Linked DNA regions of Homo sapiens: region 1 is linked to region 2. A link is an interaction called in ENCODE POLR2A ChIA-PET data of the cell type or tissue named here. Cell type or tissue: B cell. All regions are shown on one strand. Each heading gives the region's core, and the rest is flanking DNA. Links, peaks and the distances in the headings are about the cores only.

Evidence for each region. ChIA-PET counts read pairs that join two places held together with the same protein. Peaks named below come from ENCODE experiments on the same cell type or tissue, not always from the same donor. Only the 100,000 strongest peaks of a DNase experiment are listed, where the experiment ranks them.
Region 1: POLR2A ChIA-PET joins it to region 2 with 5 read pairs; 2 of 35 experiments call an interaction of 5 or more read pairs at or near these places.

The regions. Positions count from the first base shown.
Region 1 is chr10:99,515,259-99,518,170 of GRCh38, forward strand. No RefSeq gene overlaps it. Among named protein-coding and RNA genes, the nearest start is that of LINC01475, 14 kb to the right of the region's middle. In B cell, for the core only: no CTCF peak of the experiment used is centred there; no DNase peak of the experiment used is centred there.
Region 2 is chr10:99,610,748-99,613,659 of GRCh38, forward strand. SLC25A28 (solute carrier family 25 member 28) reads right to left here. Exons shown (of 4, transcript NM_031212.4): 3 at 1,796-1,852; 4 at 1-619. The coding sequence ends at 102. Among named protein-coding and RNA genes, the nearest start is that of SLC25A28, 8.2 kb to the right of the region's middle. In B cell, for the core only: CTCF peaks have their summits at 1,654 (motif pointing left) and 1,856; a DNase peak (open chromatin) is centred at 1,674; H3K27ac peaks cover 418 bases.

The DNA of each region.
Region 1 (2,912 bases), core at 310-2,809, 95 kb before region 2:
GAGATATTGTAGATTCTGTTCCAGACCACTGCAATCAAACTAGTGGTGCAATAAAGTGAGTTATATAAATTTTTTTGTTTCCCAATGCAAATAAAAGTTATGTTTACACTATATTATAGTCTACTGAGTGTGCAAGAGGATTGTACATCCCATAATTTAAAAATACCTTATTGCTAAAAAAAAATGCTAACGATCATCTGAGACTTCAGCAAATCATAATCTTTTTGCTGGTAGACGCTTTTGCCTTGACATTGATGGTTCTTTTGACTGATCAAGGTGGTTGTTGCTGAAGGCTGGCATGGCTGTGGCGATTTCTTAAAAGAAGATGACAATCATGTTTGCCATATCAATTGACTCTTCCTTTCACAAAAGGTTTCTCTGTAGCATGCAATGCTGGTTGATAGCATTTTACCTACAGTAACTTCCTTCAAAATTGGAGTCAATTCTCCCAAATCCTGCCACTGCTTTGTCAACTAAGTTTATGGAATATTTGAAATCCTTTGTTGTCATTTCAACAATGTTCATAGCATCTTCACCAGGAACAGATTTCATCCCAAGAAACCCCTTTCTTTCTTTCTTTCTTTCTTTTTTTTTTTTTTTTTTCTGAGACGGAGTCTTTCTCTGTCGCCCAGGCTGGAGTGCAGTGGTGCGATCTCGGCTTATTGCAACCTCCACCTTCCCAGGTTCATGCCATTCTCCTGCCTCAGCTTCCCGAGTAGCTGGGACTACGGGCGCCTGCCACCATGCCCGGCTAATTTTTTTGTATTTTTAGTAGAGACGGGGTTTCACCGTGTTAGCCAGGATGGTCTTGATCTCCTGACCTCGTGATCCACCTGCCTCCCAAAGTGCTGGGATTACAAGCATGAGCCACCGCGCCTGGCCAAGAAACCACTTTCTTTGCCCATCTATAAGAACCAACTTGCCATCCATTCAAGCTCTACCCTCAGATTGCAGCAGTTTAGTCACAGCTCCACTTCTAATTCCAGTTCTCTTGCTATTTCTACCACATCTACAGTTATTTCCCTCACCAAAGTCTTGAACCTCTCAAAGTAATCCATGAGGCTTGGAATCAGCCTCTCCCAAACTTCTGTTAATGTTGATATTTTGACCTCCTCCCATGAATCACAAATGTTTTTAACAGCATCTAAAATGGTGAATCCTTTCCAGAAGGTTTTCAATTGACTTTGCTCTGATCCATCAGAGGAATCACTATATATTGGCAGCTATAGACTTAGACACTGAGTTTCTTAAATAAGACTTGAAAATGAAAATTACTCCTTGATCCATGGGCCGCAGAATGGATACTGTGTTAGCAGGCATGAAAATAACATTAATCTCCTTGTACCTCTTCATAAGAGCTATAGGTGACCGGGTCATTGTTGATGAACAGTAATATTTTGATTTTTTTTTTTTTTTTTTTTTTTTTTGCTGAGCAGCAGATCTCAACTGAGGCCGAGGTGGGCAGATCGCCTGAGGTTGGGAGTTTAAGACCAGCCTGACAAACATGGAGAAACCCCATCTCTACTGAAAATACAAAATTAGCCGGGTGTGGTGGCGCATGCCTGTAATCCCACTACTCGGGAGGCTGAGACAGGAGAATCGCTTGAACCTGGGAGGTAGAGGTTGCGGTGAGCCAAGATTGTGCCATTGCACTCTAGCCTGGGTGACAAGAGCGAAACTCTGTCTCAAAAAAAAAAAAAAAAATTTAGTAAACCATGCTATAAACAGATGTGCTGTCATCCAGGATTTGTTGTTCCATTTACAGAGCACAGGCAGAGTAGATTTAGCATAATTCTTAAGGGCCCTAGGATTTTTGGAATGGCAAATGATCTTTGGCTTCAACTTAAAGTCACCAGCTGCATTAGCCCCTAACAAGAGATTCAGCCTGTCATTTGAAGCTTTGAAGCCAAGCATTGACTTCTGCTCTCTCATGATCAAAGTCCTCAATGATCTCTTCTTCCAAGACAAGGCTGTTTTATCTACATTGAAAATCTGCTGTGTGAATCCAGGAGGCAGAGGCTACAGTGGGCCAAGATCGTACCATTGCACTCCAGCCTGGGCGACAGGGCGAGACTCCGTCTCAAAAAAAAAAAAAAAAAAAGAAAAGAAAAGAAAAGAAAAAGAAAATCTGCTGTTTAGTGTAGCCACATTCATCAATTAACTTAGCTTGGTCTTCTGAATAACTTAGTGCAGCTTTTGCATAAGCATTTGCTGCTTCGCCTTACATTTTTTTTTACATTACGGAGATGGCTTCTTTCCTTAAATCTCATGAACCAACCTCTACTAGCATCCAACTTTTCTTCTGCAGCTTCCTCACCTCTCTCCACCTTCATAGAATTAAAGAGTTAGGGCCTTGCTCTGAATTTGGCTTTGGCTTAAGAGAATGTTGTGGCTGGTTTGATCTTCTATCCAGACCATTCAAAATTTCTCCATATCTGCAATAAGGCTGTTTTGTTTTCTTGTCATTTGTATGTTCACTGAAGTAGCACTTTTAATTTCCTTCAACAACTTTCCCTTTGCATTCACAGCTTGGCTAAATGGTGCAAGAGGCCTAGCTTTTAGCCTATCTCAGTTTTGGACATGCCTTCCTCACTAAGCTTAGTCCTATTTCTAGCTTTTTATTTAAAAGAGAGACACGTGACTCTTCCTTTCACTTCAACACTTACGGGCCATTGTAGGGTTATTAATTGGCCCAATTTAAATAGTGTTGTGCCTCAGGGAATAGGGAGGTTTGAGGAGGGGAGGGCAGAATGGCCTGTCAGTGGATCAGACAGAACACATACAACATTTATCGATTAAGCTCACTGTTTTATATGGGCACAGTTCATAGTACCCCAAAATAATTACAATAGTATTATCAAAGATCACTGATTACAGATCACCATAACAGATAGAATAATAATCCAAAAGTT
Region 2 (2,912 bases), core at 210-2,709:
TTCCTTCTAACTCCACTTGAGGTGGGAGCATTCCAGGAGACAGAGAATGTGACCAGGATGCAGCAGTGTCATCTGAACCCCTGGCTTCGTTCAGTGCTACTTCACTTGCCAGCCCTCCACTCTTCTTGCCTTTTAGTGATTAGGTATTTGAAGAACTCATACACAGACCATGCGATGGCTGTGGAGGGGATCTGGTAAATTACTCTGGCCTGCACCCCTCGGAAATAGGCGGTCACCCCACCTACTTGATATACCGTCCTGAAGGCACTAGCCATGCCTGTGATATGTCCTGTAATGTGTGAGTTCAAAGCCAAGGACTCCTGGGTGTTGAGCAGTGTTTTGCAAACGTCCAGTGGGGTTGTGGCTGCGGCAGCTACAGCTCCTGCGCAAGCTCCAGAGAGGACGTGGGAGCTTGGGTTGTACCGTCTCTGGGGGTTAAAGTGCTCCTGCAGGAATTCATAGGTCATGAAGTGAATGGCTTGGAAAGGAACGTTCATGGTCAGCTGGGTGGTGTAGCTGCGGTAAAAGGCCCCGGCCCCTTCATTTTGCCACACTGCCCGTACACAGTCTGTCACCCGGTGGTATGGTGAGTTGTACATCTGCATCCTCTGCTTGACCACTAGTAGTGCCATCAACGAGGAAGGAAATGGTGACAGCAGCCAACCGGTGATGGAGAGTATCCAGATTCAGAGCCCCAAGTCAGCAGATCAGCCAATGGAATAGAGAGAGAAAAAAGTATGAGTGAGCTGCTGGCTAACCTGAGAAGTCAGCTTCCCTTTTTTGAGGGGAAGGAGTAAGCAGAGGGTTGGTAACGAGTCAAAAAACAATAAACCCACTTCCATCAGGACTTCTGTAAAGCCAGCCAGTTCGCACACAGGACATATCTACAGTTTGGGAGCTTCAGAGAGTCTTCTTGAACTAAGTACCTATCTCTGATCTTACCCTCTAACAATTCCCAACAAGAAATGACTCCATGATAGTGATCATCACGAACACAGGCCCCTAACAATCCCAATCCTCGCATACAAAGAGCACCTAACTTTTAAAATGTGAGATGGTGATCCTCCTAGAGGGGAGGAGACAGAAGTTCTACCAAAGAAAAGATTCTTAGCCAAAAAGAGTTGGCTTTAGTCTTCAAACACCTCCCACTCCCTCAAGTAGATAACATGGTGTGAGCTCTGTGGAGCTTCAGCTTAGCTTTGGCTCTTTCCACCCCATGGCCTTGCCCAGACAGAAAATGAACGTGGCAACAATGCTATCCCTTCATATTTGCTCATCCTCACATGGAGAATGTTTTTGGAGAATTTTCCTCCGACTGAAAAGCCAAGATCCCAGCAGAAATGCAGGGACTGAGTTCTATGATTTAACCTTTCATTCCTATCCCAACTAGCTTCATTCCAATAAGAAAGGCAATATATTTAAGTGTCAATTCCTGCAAATCATAAGGGGGAAAAAAAAAGTCAGAATCCATCTTCACCTCTTTGAAGAAAAATGAATCTGCTAAACTTTCAGGACAGATCAAATCTACGACAAAGGAGGCTCCCAGGAAAGCCCAAAAACAGGCCACATGGAGACATCTTTTTCTAGGGAAGCCCCAGGGATTAGTAAAATCCCAGTGAATCTGCTTCCTGTCCAAGAGGGTGCCTCGTTAGGTACCAAAAACATGGAGGGAGCACCCTCTAGTGGTAAAACAAGGTAACAGAATTTCCCACCAAAACTGATGTGCTTTCTTCTGCAAACTGTAAAGAAATACAGGTGCAGCTGCCCACAGAGTGATAGGTTGAGGAATCATTACCTTCCGCAGGGTTCATGGCTGCATCATGAAGTAATGTTGCCACACACCCGGCCGCACCTGCAAACAAGAAAACAACTGCCACATGTAAGGCCAAGAGAGCTGACCAACTCATTGAGGTCCCCCAGTGAAGGGGAGTGGCTGTGCTACACTACAGCGGGGAAAAGTAACGTTAAGAGCTAGTCCAAAAGATGGGGACCCACTGCTCCTAAACTCCTGTTTAAGAAGGTAAAGTATCTGTTCCCACCAACTTTGTAAGGTCACTAATGTATTCCACATCCATGATAGGAAGGCCAGCTCAAGTCTTATCAATAAAGATCATTCTGAGAATAAATGCAGCTCACACCCCAGACAGGAAGCAGATACACTGCTGCCTAGGGATGCCAGCACATCACCTGCCACCAGTGGAGGGAGATACGGGGGCCAGGTGGTCAGATCTCACAGAACCTCACCACAGAATCCCACCTCAGTCCTGCCGCAGAACCCATTTGCAGAGCCTAACATTTGTCTACAAAGATCTTTCGTTCAGGTCCTGAACTACTCTACCCCTCATCCTCTCCACACTCAACTTGGTTTCCAGCCGGTCCTAAAGCCCTAGGCTGCTATCCTTTCTCTTACTTCCACACAACCTTCTGGTTTCTTCATGCAGTTCCTTGGCCCCACCCCCATTCATTTTGTCATGAGGCTTTGTCATGTTCTCAACACAAACTGCCTCTGGTGAGTTGGGATCCTGAAAAGGTGAGGCAAAAAGCAGGGGCTTCATTAGTATCTTCCTTGGGTGGCTGGCTGGGTCGCCTCCAATCCTGCCCTAAGGAGCAGGACACCACCCAACTGTCAAACATAGACTGGGGGTAGTTCAGTGTGTCTCCACATTACCAGGGCATTAGAAGTTGATGCCAGGGAGATGAGAGGAACAAGTCAAGCTGGTAGGTAAGGGAGGATACTGTAACCCTTTGTTGAGGTGCCCCAAAGGAAAAGGCAGGGTTGAAGCGGCCCGTTGTCTGAGAACATCAGGTTTGGAAGTCCCTCCCTTATAATCTGGCCTATCCCAGCCCAAAGCTTCAGCTCCAAACCATGCTGAGACTGGAAAGCACTGACAGCAGCAAAGCCCAAAGAGTTG